Linked DNA regions of Homo sapiens: region 2 is linked to region 1. Evidence: read pairs that join two places in POLR2A ChIA-PET (ENCODE). Cell type or tissue: Panc1. All regions are shown on one strand. Links, peaks and the distances in the headings refer to the core of each region. The heading gives the core; the rest is flanking DNA. Region 1 has its middle 92 kb from the start of FILNC1. Region 2 has its middle 75 kb from the start of MIR3668.

Region 1 (5,398 bases), core at 108-5,107:
AAAAAAAAGACCTGTTCACACTTTACCTTCTTGTAGTTTAGAATTTGATATTGGAATATTTATATGTATGTCCAAATATTTTAGAAAACTTTAAGATTATCAAGATTTTAAAATATAAACTTTTTGTGTGCTTCTGTTGATATTACTGCTATTATGGTACTTAGATATAAATGAATCAATTTTTCTTATTTTTCTATGTAGAAAGGTAATTTTAAAACTTTCTTTTGAGACCAACCTGGGCCACATAGCAAGGCCCCCGTAACTATGCTTTTTTAAACTTCTGTTTACTTATTTCTTCAAAATGTATAAGATTAAAAAGTGTGATTTTAAACGTTGAAAAATTTGAAATTCCAAATAAATTCAGTAAACATATCTTATTTCTTTATTCAAATAAATTAAGTAAATATATTTTATTTATAACTCTCCAAAATAATAATGTTTTGCATTAAAAACATTTGTTTCAGTGGTTTCTTATAGCATGACATTATTTCACAGTACCAAAAAACCTGAATGGGCCAAATTTGTTAATCAAGCAGAATAGCTAATTTGAAATGAGTCCTAAAGGCTTCAATATTCTATCCTCTGTAGCAACATAGAGTCATTCCTATTTAATTAGGTAAGCCAATGTATTTGCAAAACAATTAAGAATGCAATTTAATTTGGGGTTTGGTAAACATCTAGGGATTCATTCATTATGACCTCCACATTGAGTTTACTTTGTAAAGCAGTATAAAACTAATCACTTAGAACTATAAAATGTAAGACCTTTTTTGAAAAAAGTAGATGTGTCTGGTCTTATGCATTATATGTACCTTCCATGTTGATGATGACTCTGTTTTACTGTTCTTTCAGAACTACGGTTTGAGTGAATTAGCTAAATTACAGCAGCAATGGCCAGGAGTAACTGACAAGCCCCAAGTGGCCATGTGGAGGGAGGTGGAGGAGATGCCGGGCAACCCTCGCACACAGCTGTCAGCACGTCCCAGCCATCACTAATCTGTAACCCACCTGCTGACCCAGTGCTGGGATTTTCCTCAGGAGAAACAATCATCATGTGATTTGAATCAAACTATTTAAAATATGTATTGTTTTAAACCAGGGAGAGAGCGGGAAACCAACCCACCACAAACAATCCACTGCACTAGACTCATTTTGAGACAAGATGTTTATGTAAACTCCCAGGTCAAGATGCTAACTCCTAGTGAATTAACCTACGATGTCACCTAGCCCCTCATATTGATTAGTCATTATTTTTACCCAGCGAAATGAGAATATGGGTCCAGAGGCCATGCACTTTCATACCCTGAGAAAAGTCAAGTGTCCTCTTATTCTCAAATACTTTCAGGACCGCTATTAGCTTCAGAGCATTGTGAAAAAGATGTTTTCAAATGACAACTGAAATGGACATTTCAAATTGGCTCTTGTCTCTGAACCAGATAACAGATTTAGAACAACAATCCGTGAAGGTGCATTTTGAATTTAGTGCCAGATAGCTTGATAATGCTATTAGACAGTTAAATACCACAAGTATAGATTCTAATATACCATCCTGAATGAATGGACATATTTTATTTCTTTGTTTTTTCTATTGAGTTTAAGACTGATGAGGTAGGTGAAAACAAGCCTTTCAGAAATAAAGACTAATATGTTTAGAGAAGAAAGTCTTCCAGTACCTTATTAACACATTGCCCTATACCCCTAGATGATCAGTTTGTATTTTGAAGTGCTTGGTGTCACTCTTAAAGTTTTGCAAGTCAGCTTTAGAAATAGCACCTGTTTTGCATACTGATCATATATATTAACTTAGTATACTTGCAAGGAAACTTAATACTATCCAAAAAAGAGGGTTTAAATGTTTTGCTTTACTTTCAAACATGGGTTGGTTAGGCTATAGCAAACATAATCTAGGATATAGAATGTGTCCAACAGTACCATACCATTATACCTTCATGTAGCATCATTATCAGATCTACGAGCAATTCCTCATCGTCTACAGTCATACACATAGAGCTGGCACCTGCAGGGCTATGGGCTTTATATTTCTACATACACACACTGGAATGCGAATATTGCCTGTATTTGTGTGTACAGAAATTCCTTGTTCACCCAAATTGTCTTTGTGAAACAGGCTTGCCTATTTAAAATACAGTTAAGAGCCCAAACATATGCCACTAGACAGCAAGTTACATAAGTTTAGGGACTTTGCCTTACTGTCCTTTGCTGCATTTCTTTAACCCAGAATAGTGTCTGGTATGTGATAGGAAATTGCTAAATATTTGTTTTATGAATGACTGTTACATTGCATATGTACAAAAGGTCATGCAATTTTCTCATAGGAGAGTTCCCCAGGCCCAAATCTGGAGACTGCTTGTCTTATGTAAGATTCTAACAAGTTTAGTTATCTTGTTTCCTAGGCCACCAAAAATAAAAAGCAGCAAATTACAGGGACATGGGGGAGTACTGCTAGAAGCAGGCATACTCAACATAATGAAAAATGCAAGCTAACATTCTATAAACTGGAAAAGAGAGAAAAACTATAAAATTTAGCTACAAGTCCTCAAAGAAAACACAAAAAAGTTTGTTTATATAACATTTGATTACCTCAATGTTCCAGTATACATATAATGTCTATATATCTCCAAACAAAACTTCTGTTTACTTTTGACATGCTTCTCAATGTTCTATAAATGGAATCATATTGTACAAAGTCTTCTGAGACTGGTTTTTATTATTCAAAATTATCTTTGAGATCAATCTGTTTTGATGTGTCGTTTGTTCATTTTTTCTACTTATAGACCATGATTTATCCATTCAAATACAGACACACATTTAGATTATCTGCAAATCTTTGCTATTCCAACCAATGTTTCAATGAACATTCCTAAATATACATGCTGCATATATGTGGCACAAGCATCTATGTATGGATGCACCTACATATGAATGTACCTATATATGGCGCAATAGATTATCTAAGGTTTCTTTTTATTTTATTTTATTTATTTTTTTTTTTTTTTGAGACTGAGTCTCGCTCTGTCACCCAGGCTGGAGTACAGTGGCGCGATCTCGGCTCACTACAAGCTCTGCCTACTGGGTTCATGCCATTCTCCTGCCTCAGCCTCCCGAGTAGCTGGGACTACAGGTGCCCACCACCATGCCCGGCTTATTTTTTGTATTTTTCTTAGTAGAGACGGGGTTTCACCGTGTTAGCCAGGAGGGTCTCGATCTCCTGACATCGTGATCCGCCCGCCTCGGCCTCCCAAAGTGCTGGGATTACAGGCGTGAGCCACCGCACCAGGCCGATTCTCTAAGGTTTCTACTTAGAAGTGGAATGCCTGGGCCGGGCGTGGTGGCTCACGCCTGTAATCCCAGCACTTTGGGAGGCCGAGGCGGGCAGATCACGAAGTCAGGAGATCGAGACCATCCTGGACAATACGGTGAAACCCCGTCTCTACTAAAAGTACAAAAAAATAGCCGGGCGTGGTGGTAGGTGCCTGTAGACCCAGCTACTCGGGAGGCTGAGGCAGGAGAATGGCGTGAACCCAGGAGGCGGAGTTTACACTGCGCCGAGATTGCGCTACTGCACTCCAGCCTGGGGGACAGAGCGAGACTCCATCTCAGAAAAAAAAAAAAAAAAGAAAAAAGAAAGTGGAATGGCTGGACTATAGAAAGTGCACATCTTCAGCTTTACTAGGTATTACCAGGTTAATTCTCTAAATGGTTGTACAACATTTTACACTCATACTAGTAGTAGAGTTCAGATAATTCCATATTCTTATCAAAATTTTTTAATTATCTAATTTTTAATTTTATCAATTTTGTGGGTATGGCATGGCATCTCATTGTGGTTTTTTTAATTTTCCAGGTTGTTAATGAGATTGGACATCTCTTTGTGTACATATTAGCCATTTTCTTTTCTCTTTGTGACATGCCTCTTGATGTATTTTGAGTACTTTTATATTGAGTAGTAAACTCACTTTTATTGATTTATAGGAAGTCTTTAATCTATTGCATATTAATCCTTGGTTATTAATATTGTTTTTCTAAACTGTGGCCTTTCTTTTCACATTTTATGATAACATTTCTAAACAGAAGGTTTAGTTTTTCTAAAATACAATTTATCATATGCATAGCTTCATGGTGTACAACCTTTGTGTACTGTTTAAGAAACCATTACTTACTTAAGGCCGGGCGCGGTGGCTCATGCCTGTAATCCCATCACTTTGGGAGGCCGAGGCAGGCGGATCACAAGGTCAGGCGATCGAGACCATCCTGGCTAACACGGTGAAACCTCGTCTCTACTAAAAATACAAAAAAATTAGCCGGGCGTGGTGGTGGGTGCCGGTAGTCCCGGCTACTCAGGAGGCTGACGCAGGAGAATGGCGTGAACCCAGGAGGCGGAGCTTGCAGTGAGCCGAGATGGCGCCACTGAACGCTAGCCTGGGCGACAGAGCGAGAGGACGTCTCAAAAAAAAAAAAAGAGAGAGAAATCATTACTTACTTAAGTCATTAGATAATTTTTTTCTTCTAAATATTTTAGAGTTTTGCCTTTTACATTTAAGACATTAGCCCACCTACAATTGATTTTTATATATTGTATTAAAGAGACTTCACAAGGTTTTTTAAAAATAAACTTTTGTTTTAGAATAATTTTAAATTTATAGGGAGGCAACAAAGATAGTACAGAGGGTTCTCATATAACCCGTACCTGGTTCCTCTATTTTTAAAATCTTCAGTTAGTATGGTACTTTCGCCACAATAAAAGAACCAGTGTTGATATTTATTAACTAAAGTCAACATATTGTTCAGATTTATTTAGTTTTCATCTAATATCCTTTTTCTGTTTCACAATTACATGCAGGATGCCACATTACATTTAGCCTCATGTCTCCTTAGGCTTCTCTAGATTATAACAGGTTTTCAGACTTTCCTTGCTATTGATTGTCTTCACAGTTTTCAGGGGTGATGGTTAAGATATTTTGTAGAATATCCCTTGATTTGAATTGGTATAATGTTTTAGTCCTGATTAGTCCAAAGTTGTGAGGTTTGGAAAAGGAAGCCACAGAGGTAAAGTGCCATTCTCATTACATCATACCATGAGTACATCCTATCAACATGACTTATCACTGTTGATAATTTTGATCACCTGGCTGAGGAAGTGCTTGTCAGTTGTCTCCACTATGAAGTTACTCTTTTTCTTCTTTCCATACTGTCCTCATTGGAAGAAAGTCACTATGTGCAGCCCACACTTAAATGGTGGAAATTATGCTCTACCTCCTTGATAGAGGAGTGGCCACATACATTATTTAAAATTCTCCTGCATGGAAGAGGAATCTCTCCTCTCCCATTGATGTATTTATTCAATATTTATTTATATCAGTATGGATTCATGGACATT
Region 2 (5,398 bases), core at 101-5,100, 600 kb before region 1:
CAAGAAAATACTAGGAGAGCTTATAACCTAACAGATTATGCATACTATAAAATAATGAGTAAAAAGTAAAGTGTTATTTTATTAATGTCAACTGAACTGCCACATATAAGTGAAATGAAAGCCTTTCACAAATAACAAATATATCTATCAAAATAAGAAAATACTATAGAAGAGCACATTTTTATTCCCTTTTAAAGTTATGCCCTTAGGAACAAACTCACTTATAAATAGAATAAAATCTATCTTGAAGAGGAAGTAAAATATTGCAGGAATAGCATACACTTTGAATTAGTAGATAATAGATTCATTGTTAGGTGCCTAGGAACAAACTATATAAACTATTATTTTATTCAGATTCTATGAATAAATTAGTAGATAACAGATTCACTGTTAGGTGCCTAGGAATTAGTAGGTAACAGATTCATTGTTAGGTGCCTAGGAACAATCTATATAAACTATTCTTACATTCAGATCTATGCCTACAATATTTTACTAGAGGCCATTAAATTAGTATTTATTTTGATAGTTTAAGGAAATCAGATTATTATTATTATTATTATCATTACTATTATTATGAGACAGAGTTTTGCTCTTGTCGCCCAGGCTGGAGTGCAGTGGCACGATCTCAGCTCACTGCAACCTCTGCCTTCCTGATTCAAACGATTCTCCTGCCTCCGCCTCCTGAGTAGCTGGGATTACAAGTGCCCACCTCCACGCCTGGCTGATTTTTGTATTTTTAGTAGAGACAGGGTTTCACCATGTTGGCCCAACTGGTCTCGAACTCCTGACCTCAGGTGATCCACCTGCCTCAGCCTCCCAAAGTGCTGGGATTACGGGCATGAGCCACCAAGCCCAGCCCAGATTATTTTCATATTAATAAAAATGAAATAATAACAGAAAAATAAGCAATACAGAAAAGCATAAGGAAATGGATAAAAATGATTCCAAATCTCTTCAGGTGGAGATAATAGTCACTATGTTTTCATACTTTTTTAACGCACATGTACATACATATGTGCTTTTACATAAATTACTACATATTGTTTGTTCATGTGGGAATGTAATTACAAGCAGTTTCTAAACATTAACTAAAGTCCATAGTTCACATCAGGGTTTCCTTTTTGTGTTGTACAGTTCTATGAATTTTGACAAATGTACACCATATATTCACCATTATAGTATCATGCAGTGTACTTTTACCAGCCTAAAAATCCCCTTTCACATATGCATCTGTCATTTCTTCCCCCAACCCTTGAGAAACCACTGAACTTTTAAATGTCTCCATAGTTTCACCTTTTCCAAAATGTCATATAACTGGAATCATAGACTAGGTATGACTATTTGCTTCTTTCACCTAGAAATATACATTTAGGGTTCCTCCGTGTCTTTTCATGGCTTGGTAGCTCATGTGTTTTAATTGTTGTACTGTTGTACTCCTGTTTATTTACCCACTCACCTATTAAAGGAATATCATTATTGCGTCTACATTTTGGCAATTATTAACAAAACTGCTATAAATATTCATGTGCAGAATTTTATGTGGATACATGTTTTCGACTCACTGGGGTAAAAACCTCTGAGTTCAATTACTGGAATGTATGATAAGACTATGTATAGCTTTGCAAGAAATTACATGACTGCCTTCTAAAGTGACTATGCCACTTGCATCCCTAAGCAATGAATAAGAGCTCCTGTTGCCCTGCACCATTACCAGCAGTTGGTATGTGTTAGTTTTACAGATTACAGCCATTCTACCAGGTGTGTAGTGGTTACTCTTTGTTTTAACTTAAAATTCCTTAGTGATATGTAACACTGAACATTTTTATATGTTTATTTGCTATTTGTATATCTTCTTTGGAGGTGTGTCTGTTCAGATCTTTTGCATATTTTTAAACTGCATTGTTTGCTTTCTTTTTTTTTTTTTTTTTTTTCTTGAGACGGCATCTCACTCTTTCACCCAGGCTGGAATGCAGTGGCGAGATCTCGGCTCACTGCAACCTCCGCCTCCCAGGTTCAAGCAATTCTCCTGCCTCAGCCTCCCAGGCACCCACCACCATGCCCAGCTAATTTTTGTATTTTTAGTAGAGGCAGGGTTTCACCATGTTGTCCAGGCTGGTCTTGAACTTCTGACCTCATGATCCACCTGCCTCAACTTCCCAAAGTGCTTGGATTACAGATGTGAGCCACTGCATCCAGCTGCAGTGTTTGCTTTCTTATTGTTGAGTTTTAAGAGTTCTTTGTATATTTTGGATACATATCCTTTATCAGATGTATCTTTTGCAAATATTTTCTCCCAGCCTGTGGATTCTCTTTTCACTCTCTTAGGAGTGTGATTGACAGAACAGAAGTTTTATTTTCAATGAGGTCTAAGTTTTCATTTTTTTTCTTTCATGGATAATACTTTTTGTGTTATACCCAAAAATTCACTACCAAACCCAAGATCACTTAGATATTTCTACTATATTATCTTTCAAAAATTCTATACTTTTCTAATTTTATCTTTATCTCTATGATCTATTTAAGTTAAATTTATAAAAGGTCTAAGGTCTATGTCTAGATAAATTTCTTTCTTTTGTGTGTGTGTGTGTTTGCTTTTGTTTTTGCACTTGAATGTCCATGTTATCTCACACCATTTCCTGGAAAGACTAAATTATTTTAAGTATTTGTGTGGGTCTATTTCTGAACTTTAATTCTGTTTTATTAATTTATTTGCCTATAATTTCACCAATAGCAGACTGTCCTTATCAAAGTACTTTTATAACAAGTCTTGCAGTAGGGTAGTGTCAGTCCTCTTATTTTTCTCTTCTTCACTATTGTTTTGACTAGTGTGTGTCTTTCCCTTTCCATATAAACTTAAATTAGTTTGTTGATATCCACAAAATAACTTGCTGGGGTTTTGAGTAAGATTGTGTTGAATCTATAGATGTAGTTGGAAAGAACTAACATTTTAACAATATTGAGTCTCTCTATTCATGAACATAAAATGTCTATTTTTTAGTTATTCTTTGATTTCTTTCAGGGTTGGTAGGTTTGTTCATATCAATCTGGTATATAATTTTTAAAATGTACATCTTAGCATTTCTTTTTCTAATTTTAAATTTTCATGCTAAAATAAGTCACATTGTGTTTTAAATTTCAAATTTCTATAACTCATTGTTGTCATGTACAAAAGGAACTGACTTTTGTGTATTAGGTTTGCATCCTACAACCTTGCTATAATCTGTTAGTTCCAGGAGTTTTCTTGTTGCTGTTGATTCCTTGGGATTTTCTACATGGACAAACATATTAGGTACAAATAAAAATAGTTTGTATTTTTTAGTTCTTTATCTTATTGCATTAGCTAATACTTTCAGTATTATCTTGAATAGGAATAGTGTTAGAGGACATCCTGGGTTTGTTCCTAATGTTATATGAAAATTATGACCATTGAGCATGATGTTAGCTATAGTTTTTTGTAGATTTTCTTTATCAACTTGAGGAATTTCTCCTCTATTCCTAGTCTGCTAAGGGTTTTTATCAGGAATGAGTATTCAACATTATCACCTGCCTTTTCAACACCTATTAATATTATCATCTGATTTTTCTTCTTTGGCCTATTGATACAATAGACTACATTATTTGATTTTCTAAAGTTGAACGGGACTTGCATACATGTAATAAATTCCACTTGGTTGTGGTGTATAATAGTTTCTATACTTTCTTGAATTTGGTTTGCTAATATTTTCTTGGGGATTTTGCATCAATATTCATGAGAGATATTATTCTGTATTTTATTTGATAGACATGAGCATATTCAGATGATTTATTACTCATTGGGTAAACTTTAGTAGGTTGTGCCTTTGGAGGAATTGGCTCATTTTATATAGGTTATCAAATCTGTGGGCATACAATTGTTCATAACATTCATTTATTATGCTTTTAATATCCATGGTATCAGTAGTCATTGCTCTTTTTTCATCTCTGACAACATTAATTTTTTCTCTCTTTTTCACTTGATTAGCCTGACTGGAGGTTTATGAATTTGAACTTTTCAAGGAACCAGGTCTTTGTGTTGTTGATGTTCTCTATTAATGTCTTGTGTTTAATTTTATTGTGCTATGCTCCAATGTTTATTATTACTTTTCTTCTGCTTGCTTTAGGGGTATATTGCCTTTCTTTAGATTGTTGGTTTTAGATATTTCTTCTTTTTAAATACATACATTCAATGCTAAAAATTTCATTCTAAAGACTGCTTTTGCTAATCACACAAATTTCGATGTTCTATTTTCATGTTTATTTAGTTCAATATATTTTTAACCTATCTTGAGACTTATTCTTAATCCATTTGTTATTTAGAGGTATGTTTAATTGCTAAAGCAATTGGTTTTTTAAGAAAAGTAAAAATTATCAGTATTTACCTACAAAAGAAAATAACAAAGAATGCCAATCCTAAAAATGTCTTTAGTGAAATCTATCAAAACATCAAGAAACTGATAACTTTACTATGATAACTTTACTTCTAGAACATATGTAGAGAAGAAAATATTTCAAATTATATTTATGGAATGATTTTTAACATCAATATACAATGCAGAAAAATATAGTAATGAAAACTCAATGACATTTACAAAAAACTTCACAGTGTCAATTATAATGTAGTAGTAACATATTAAAATGCAAAATGCCATTATCAAATTTATTGCATGCTAAGGTTTTACAGTATTAGGACAGCTATTATTGAAATTTATCACGTTAATAGGAAAAGGAAATAAAACAATATTGTCAGCTCTATGAATTCCCAGAAGTCATTTGAAAAACTCCCACATTCATTTCTGACAAAACTCTTAATAAAAAAGAATAAAGGGTCACTTAACATTATCAAAAGTACATGATATTTTGAAGCAAAAGTCAGCTTTATACTAAAGAGCCTGATAACATATGGTAGTTCTCAAAGTGGGGCCTTGTTCCGAGTGTGTCAGATGCACCTGAGAACGTGTTGGAAATATATATGCTTTGCCCCCATCCCACACCTACAGAATCAAGACTGGTGTGGAGAGCAACAATCTGTGTTTTAACAAGCCCTTTGTATGAACTGTTCCATGCTAAAGTTTGAGGACCATTTGTCTAAGTGGCATTAAAATCAGAAACAATAAAAATATGTCATTAGGACCACTACTGTTTAACATTATAACACAAATATTAGAAAATTTAACTGGAGAGTAGAATAAAATATAAGTGTAAAAACTGAAAAACAAGAGGAAGACTATCATTTTAGAAGATTTTATGATTTTATACCTGGAAAACATTTATAAATTAGCTTTAAAAAGTCTTAGAAACTACAGTAAGTTTCAGTATGATGGAGGCTGAATATGAAATTAATCTGTAAAAATAAACTGCTTTTCTACATAGAAACTAAAAA

Evidence for each region. ChIA-PET counts read pairs that join two places held together with the same protein. Peaks named below come from ENCODE experiments on the same cell type or tissue, not always from the same donor. Only the 100,000 strongest peaks of a DNase experiment are listed, where the experiment ranks them.
Region 2: POLR2A ChIA-PET joins it to region 1 with 13 read pairs; 1 of 35 experiments calls an interaction of 5 or more read pairs at or near these places.

Annotation. Positions count from the first base shown.
Region 1 is chr6:139,676,625-139,682,022 of GRCh38, reverse strand. No RefSeq gene overlaps it. Among named protein-coding and RNA genes, the nearest start is that of FILNC1, 92 kb to the left of the region's middle. In Panc1, for the core only: no CTCF peak of the experiment used is centred there; a DNase peak (open chromatin) is centred at 2,282; H3K27ac peaks cover 1,429 bases.
Region 2 is chr6:140,277,705-140,283,102 of GRCh38, reverse strand. No RefSeq gene overlaps it. Among named protein-coding and RNA genes, the nearest start is that of MIR3668, 75 kb to the right of the region's middle. In Panc1, for the core only: no CTCF peak of the experiment used is centred there; no DNase peak of the experiment used is centred there; H3K27ac peaks cover 837 bases.